Linked DNA regions of Homo sapiens: regions 1 and 2 are each linked to region 3. A link is an interaction called in ENCODE POLR2A ChIA-PET data of the cell type or tissue named here. Cell type or tissue: MCF 10A. All regions are shown on one strand.

Evidence for each region. Peaks named below come from ENCODE experiments on the same cell type or tissue, not always from the same donor. Only the 100,000 strongest peaks of a DNase experiment are listed, where the experiment ranks them.
Region 1: POLR2A ChIA-PET joins it to region 3 with 5 read pairs; 3 of 35 experiments call an interaction of 5 or more read pairs at or near these places.
Region 2: POLR2A ChIA-PET joins it to region 3 with 6 read pairs; 3 of 35 experiments call an interaction of 5 or more read pairs at or near these places.

Annotation. Positions count from the first base shown.
Region 1 is chr3:135,995,444-135,997,943 of GRCh38, forward strand. All of the region lies in intron 1 of PPP2R3A (protein phosphatase 2 regulatory subunit B''alpha), which reads left to right. Among named protein-coding and RNA genes, the nearest start is that of PPP2R3A, 31 kb to the left of the region's middle. In MCF 10A, no CTCF peak of the experiment used is centred here; no DNase peak of the experiment used is centred here.
Region 2 is chr3:135,987,923-135,990,422 of GRCh38, forward strand. The region is part of intron 1 of PPP2R3A (protein phosphatase 2 regulatory subunit B''alpha); the gene reads left to right. Among named protein-coding and RNA genes, the nearest start is that of PPP2R3A, 23 kb to the left of the region's middle. In MCF 10A, no CTCF peak of the experiment used is centred here; no DNase peak of the experiment used is centred here.
Region 3 is chr3:135,926,200-135,928,699 of GRCh38, forward strand. No RefSeq gene overlaps it. Among named protein-coding and RNA genes, the nearest start is that of PPP2R3A, 38 kb to the right of the region's middle. In MCF 10A, no CTCF peak of the experiment used is centred here; a DNase peak (open chromatin) is centred at 1,152.

The DNA of each region.
Region 1 (2,500 bases), 69 kb after region 3:
CAGATTTTTTTTTTTTTTTTTTTTTTTTTGAGATGAAGTCTGTCTCTGTTGCCCAGACTGGAGTGCAATGGCACGATCTCGGCTCACTGCAGCCTTAGACTCACTGCAGCCTCTGCCTCCCGGGTTCCTTTAATTCTCCTGCCTCAGCCTCCCAAGTTAGCTGGGATTACGGGCACACACCACCATGCCCAGCTAATTTTTGTATTTTTAGTAGAGATGGGGTCTCACCATGTTGGCCAGGTTGATTGTGAACTCCTGACCTCAGGCAGTCTGCCCACCTTGGCCTCCCAAAGTGCTAGGATTATAGGCATGAGCCACCACACCTGGCCTGATGGATATTTTTAACTATATATCACTCTTGTGCATATATAAATAAAATACAGTGGAAATAATTGGCTAAAATATTTCTAGAATTTCATCTATTCGGATTCAGACTCTTTAAAATCACTTTTCAATTTAGAGCCACCGATGTTTATACTTTCTTTCTCTGCCATCCAGAGTGTTTGGTGATGACGCATTTCTTAAAAGAGTGTTCTGCTATGATCTTTGGGAATTTTCTGCCAAGTTATTCTGCATGTTTTTTTACAATGGTGTTTTCTTGACCTTACTAGAGTGCGTTCAATAAATGACAACCATGTCACAGTTCTGCCTGACCAATAGGGATTTTAAGATGCTACCAACTATAAGATGTATTTCCATTTAAGTGATGTTAAAATGTCCAAAAAAAAATGTATTTTAGAATTGAAAAATACTGTAGCTCAATAATTAATGTGATTCTGGCCTCAGAAACTTTCTCTTTGTTCCTGTTATTTAAAGGCTGCTGCTTTGTAAAAATGTATTTATAACCAAACTTTTCTTCTAAACTGTCATTTTTGTGAAAATTTTTAAGGTTTTCTTTTCTACTTTGAAGTTTTCTTGTCTTCACATTTTTTTGCTTAAAGTTAGCAGAGGCACTTTTATTTCTATCAACTTTTAAAAGAAGCCTGATGAAAAAATAGACCTTCTACATCTCAAATGATTTAATGAAGTGTCCACTGATATGTAGAGAGAAATATTTGTTGGTTAATCTAACAGAGTTAAAGCTTATTGCACAAACAGATGTCATCCTAGTGGAAGATATTTAGTAAATTGCTAAGGAACTTTTTCTCTCCTTTGCTCCTTCTTGATCAGCATTATTTAATCAATAAACATATTACTTCATACTTCTTTTTGTATTCTGGCCTTCACGAGAAGCCCTAGATCAAGCTAGTCATTTGTACCATCTCTACTTCTACATCAGTCCTGCTCAGTGTTTCAGGATCTATCCTTACTTTTGCCTGTTCCTAATCAGATACCTCCTTATTTTCATTAACATCTATTTCAGATTTTCACTATCTTCCCAAATTCCTTAATACCTCTCCTGCCCCCTAAACTTTAATCAATAATTTTGCTTTCAGTTTCACTGAGAAAAATTGAACCTGTCATGGAAAAAAATTCCTTGTATTTTTCTTCTTCCATTTATAAACTGGTTTCTTTCCCCCTGCCTCACTAGGAAAGGTATCCACCTTCCTCTGAGACTAATCCCCTCACCAGGGCTTTGGCTACTAGTTCCTGGGTCCTCAAAGCTTTTTCTGGATCTTTCCCTTCAACATGTACACAAGCTCAAATATCTTCTGTCCTTTAAGAAAAAATTCATATCTCCATTCTCTTCTAGCTGCCGTTTTATAGCCCTCCTTTTCTTAGCAAAAAAACTAATGGAAAATCTAGTCTACCTACACCACTTTTTTTGACACCAAGTCCCTGAAATTGCACGTGATAAGGATACCAGCAACCTTCATATTGGCAAATCCAGTTTTTTGTTTTTCCTGGACCTCTTAGTAACATCCAGTGCTAGTGACCTCCATTTGGAAAGTCCCTTCTTCAGCCTCCATAAAACTGCTTTCTCCTGGTTTTCTTGTTATCTTTTTCTCTTTCTTCTTAGACTCCCTCTAAGAATTCTGTTCCTCTCTTCAACCCAGAAATGTCATTGATCCTCAACTTTTCCTCAGTCCAGAGCTCCCCTCACTTTATGCACTCACCCTGAGTAAATTCTCAGAGCTGCGTCTCCAACCCAGATCTTTCTGCTGACCTCCAGGTTTTTGTGTTCACATTTCATTCAGTCATCACCACTTAGATATTCCACAGGTACCTCCTCAAACAACACATTCAGAAAATAACTTTATCTGTCCTGTGGCCACCCCCTGTAAAACAAAAACAAAAAGTCTGTTTTAGGATTAGCAACACAAGTCTCCCAGTACTTAAGCCAGAAATCCAAGATTCCTCCCTGTCACTTTCCCCTCCTGCTGTTCTATGGATTCTTCCTCCTGGGCTAATCAGTGCCCTCCTCTTTGTTATTACTGTCACCTACTTGGTTTAGATTCTCATCACTTCTTGCATGGATTATTATCATAACCTCCTAATCGATTTCTAGGTCTTCAGTCTGGTTCCTATCTATCCTCCACTCAGGTGCTACAGTGATCTT
Region 2 (2,500 bases), 62 kb after region 3:
TGGCTCAGCCTTTGGATATCTCCTTTTTACTTCTGTATTCCATCCCTTGGTGATCTCATCTAGTTTCATGACTTTAAAAAAAGACTCCCAAATTTCTATCAACCCGGATCTGTCCCCTAAACTCCAGGCTCAGTTCTCTAGCAGCCCTCTGGACACATGTACCTGAATGTCTTAATAGGCATCTTAAAGTTAACATGTCCAAAACTGAACTACCTGAACTACCGATTCTCCTTGCAACCACTACTTCCTCTCCCACAAACAAATCTTTTCTTTCTGCAGTCTTTCCAGTCTCAATTAATGTGAGTTCTCATCTTCAGTTGTTCAAGGATTAAAAAAAAAAAAAAACAGTTTTTTTAAACTCTTAGATTTATTATTGACCTCTCTGTTTTCTATAAAACCCACTCATGTATCCCATTGGCTCTACTTTCAAAATATATCCAGAATCTGACCACTTTGCTCCTGCTACCACCTAGTCCAAGCCAGCATCATCTTTTGCCTGGATTATTCTAATAGCCCTCCTTCTGGTCTCTCTCTTCTACTCTTGTCCCCTGTAGTCTGTTCTCATCCTAACAGCCAGAATGATTTTGTGAAGAAGAACATCAGGTCATGTCATTTCTCTGCTTAAAACTCCTCAGTAGCTTTCCATCTCACTTAGGTAAGAGCAAAGTCTAGTCACACTGGCATTCTCACTCTTGCTAAAACATTCAAGCCATGCTCCCACCTCAGAACCTTTATATCTGGTGTTCCTTTTGCTTCCTTTTCCCCTAACCCACCCACTGAAGACACCAGTCCAGTTGTCTTATAGAATGATCCATACTATGAATTTCTCTGCTTCCTCATGGTATTAATTTATTTCTCTATAGCCTGTATTTTCTGGAATTGGACATTAGATCTAAAGGATTGATTAGATTAATTAAATATTTTTGGTGAGGAAATTCCATCAATGATGCTACAGTCTTGACATTGAATCATTTTGGGAGGCACCTATTGATTATCTCACCATTAGTGACGCCAAGTTTGTCTAACGTGTTGAGATGGGAATGTTCGTATCTCTCCATTATATATTTACATTTTTCCCTTCGTGGTTAACAAAAAAGCTGAAGGGTGAATGCTATTTTTTTTTAACGCTGTTATTTTAAGAACACTTTTTAGCTGTGGAAATGCTTTTTCAAATAAAACGTTTTTTGGAGATCCAGTATCTAAAACAGATAAAAGCAGAGCTGTTTTGTTGCAGTAGGAAATGCAGCTTCCAAGGGAACTTTGACAAGCACAGTTTTTAACCCACAAGGCCCACCCAAACACTTGAGAAGGTGGAGACCCAGAGGACACATGAAGTCTTAAAGCCACCTAGCATCTCGTGAGAAAGGCTCAGTACACCTTCTATTAGAGCATAGTTTGGGAGCTCTGCCACTTCCTTGGAAAGCTGTGGTTGTGAATGATCATTAGAATGAGACTTGGTTTTTCCCTGGCAGTCCACCCGCTGTTTTTAGTTGTCTCAGTGCTTTCTTGACATTCTATCTATCTGTTCTGCAGATGTGAAGATTTGAAATTACTTCATTTATAGTGTGTGTTGGGTTGCAGTCCTTTTTTTTTGCCTTTTGGAAATTCTTCATCCACAAAGAATTCCAGATTCAGACATTATTCATCTATGTCTGGAACACAAAAAAATCTCCTGAGCTTCCATATGTCTTACCTTCTTTCTGCCTTTAAAATAGTCAGAATGCTGCCACAGCTGAAGTCAGTTTTCTCATTTGCTTGTTGCTTGCTTCCTTTCTGTACCTTACTTACCATACAGCCTAACTTGCCTTACTAGAGAGTTAAATGAGTAAATTTACTGTGCTCATACAATATCTATAAGTTGTATACTATAGATTTTTATTTTCAGGGAAAGAAGTTTCTCTATATTAAGTGGAAAAAAACAGGCAATAAACTATAATCTTACTTTTGTTTAAAAAGTTATATGCACAAAAATCTCCATGACTGTTTATGTGTATATGTATATTTAAAGCCCAAAAGGATATTTACAAAAATGTTCACATTGATACTACCTCTAGCTGTGATCTTTGCTTTCCTCTTTGTAATTTCTCTGGTATCACTCTCACTTTTGTTTGTAGTGTGTCTTATTTCTACAGTCATTACTTTTATAAAGATTAAAACTATTGTTTAAAAAGACAAAACAGTAACTTTGGTTTGTCAAATCCAAACTGCCTTGAAGGCGGGTCCGGGCACCACCCCAGCTTACTGCCATCCGTACCATTCTTTGGGATTCTTATCTTATCCCAAATGAGCAGCTTTTCCCTGATCTCATGATTCCATTCTTTTACAATAGGTTCTTGGCCGTCCTCTAGAATCCACTAGGCGCTGAAGACCTTCTCTGCTCACTTGTATCAAAATGAACTTGTCAGGGAAGGGAAGGAGGATGTAAAAATGAAGTTCTAAAAGGAATTGTCACTAGAATGTGATCTCCATCAGGACCCAGGAGGAGCTCAATAAATACCTC
Region 3 (2,500 bases):
TAACCAGTTCAGAGCTGAACATAATTTAGATCTAATTTGAGTTCCTTTAAAGTTCTTGATTTTCCATGAATACAACATGTATAATAAAAATTTTAAAAAATAAATAGATGTTATTCTACTTTATTAACAACAACAATAAAAATACTAACCTTCAAATAAACTCTGTGCAGGAAGATTTCACCTGGACAAGCAGGCCTTACTCTTCAGGTGGCAGGCACCATTGCCCTCTTCCTTCTCCCCTATAAGCCATGGCTCTTTGGAGTTGAGTTCCAGAATCTTATAAGAAGACAACTGTCAAAGTTTGCATCTGGCAAAGGGTTAGGAAAATGGTTGCTAGGAATTGTAGTAAGGAATAGGAATGTAGGGCAAAAAAAAAAAAAAAGCCAGAGATTGGGGAAAAGGATCAACAATAAAAGACAAAAATCTAAGTCAAGTGTAACAGACTTATCTCATTTACAGGCCAGGGACTAAGGAGCCATAAGAAGGGCACACTCAAAGAACCGGAGAAAACACGGTGAGGGGACACTGGGTAGAAGAGTTTCACTGAGGCACGAGGGAAATGGAAGCATGGGCCCACCTCAGGAAACAGGGCTGGCAGGATGAAGGCATGAAGCAGACTCCATCCACCTGCCTGACATGCAAGAACAAGGCTTTCCATCCCTCCACACCACCTGGTGCCAGTGACTTGGGCACCCAGGCACAAGAGGGCTTGAGAAGAATTAGTCCCCTCCCTGATAGGGGATGGCTACAGGGAACCTGGCATCTCCACCTGCAGGTTTAAATGCAGCCAAATACTTATACCCAAATCCCACTGATATGTGAGACTAAACCTGTTGATCTGCCAGTCTCTCCTTGGAAGGGGTGGCATTCACAGGAACAGCTTTGATGGTACATTGAGGTAAAGACTAATAATACTTAATTCATCCATTGATCTTTTACTGAAAATATGATATTATGTATAAGTGAAACACAAAGGCAGCTTCAGCCCCAGAGTGTCTGCAAGATTGTAGCTGAGGTTTGCATTGAGTTTGCCACCCCCAGGCAAAGGGAGGACCTAGAATTTTCAAGCAGGGCTGAAGCAATCACTTTGCTGGTATGTGCCAGCCAAGTGACTAACTCCCAAACATGTTTAATATGAAACAGCATTAGGAGACTGGATATAGCCTCAGGGAGATCAGCTGCTAACCAGTTCAGATTATAGCTGCAATCCCTCATATGCAGCCACTTACAGCGTCTCTCCACATGTCTTCAGAGGCACACAGCACTGTGTACAGGAAAAGGACTACCCTTGATGTTGAAAGATCAGAGTTCTTCTTCCCATTCTGTAGCAGTTTGTCATGTGACTTGGATCAACCTTGTCTGAAAAATGAGGCTGAAGCCTTGTCCATAAAATGGGCAACGCCTTCCCTCTCTACCCTCTGTGGTAGTTTTGAGGATCAAGTGAGAAATATTATGAGAATTAAGAGATGATGAAAATGGTAGAGAGCTATGTACCAAGTATTATATTACACACAAGTATCATAAATCTCCTTCTACACTTTCATTGGTACTAGAGGGAATTTCTTTTAATGGCAGGAATGAGGAAATCAAAACAATAAGATTTTTGGTTCATACTTTAATATCAACACCATCAAAAGCACCAAAGTAGCTGTTTATTGTGGACTTTTGTCATCCCAGGCAATATGTTCGAGTCTTTTCAAAGAGAAGATTAGACCTCCCTCTTCAGTGTTATCTAGGGCTATCAGTTAGACCATCTCTGATATTTTCCAGCTGGTGCTTTAAAGAAATTCGTGTTTGAAAAATGTATGCAAATATTTCTCCCTTCTGCAATTACACAGGCAAGAAAATAAGCAAAAGGATCTTTTATATTTCTTTCTTCCCCTTTTCTTCTTTTTGTTTCTATCCACATGTATATCTCACAGAGGAGCTAGGGTGCAGTGGATGAGGTGGGTGAGGTGAGGAAGGCACTTGCTTCAAGTGCAAAATTTAGTGGAGCACCCAAAAACTCAAAAATGAAGATATGTAGTGTTCTAATGCAACATTTTTAAATTAATGCAAAAAACATGATGAATTACATATCAAAATTTTAAATAAAGAACAGTTACAATACCATGCTGAGACACTTTAAAGACTGAGGCAAAAGGAAAAATCAGTAATACTGATCCTTTATTTAAAATTTTGGTATTTTGTTCATCATAGATTTTTGCGTTCATGTTTATGTATCATAGTAGCAATATTTTTCTTTCTTAGGGGCATTTGAAATTATAGTTTGCCTTAGTATCGGTGGTATCTTGGATTTGATTAAATGCTTTCCGGGTGATATTTGAAACAAGCGTAACTCCTGGCAACCAAAACCCAACTTGACTTTTTCTCCCACAGTTTTCTTTAAACATTTATTCAGTGAAAGTCACCTTCCCTGCTCATGAAGGAAAACTGGGAGTCCCAAGTCTTTTCTGTTCACTCTTAAATAATGGAAAAGCCTCACAGCCATTTTAGGTCA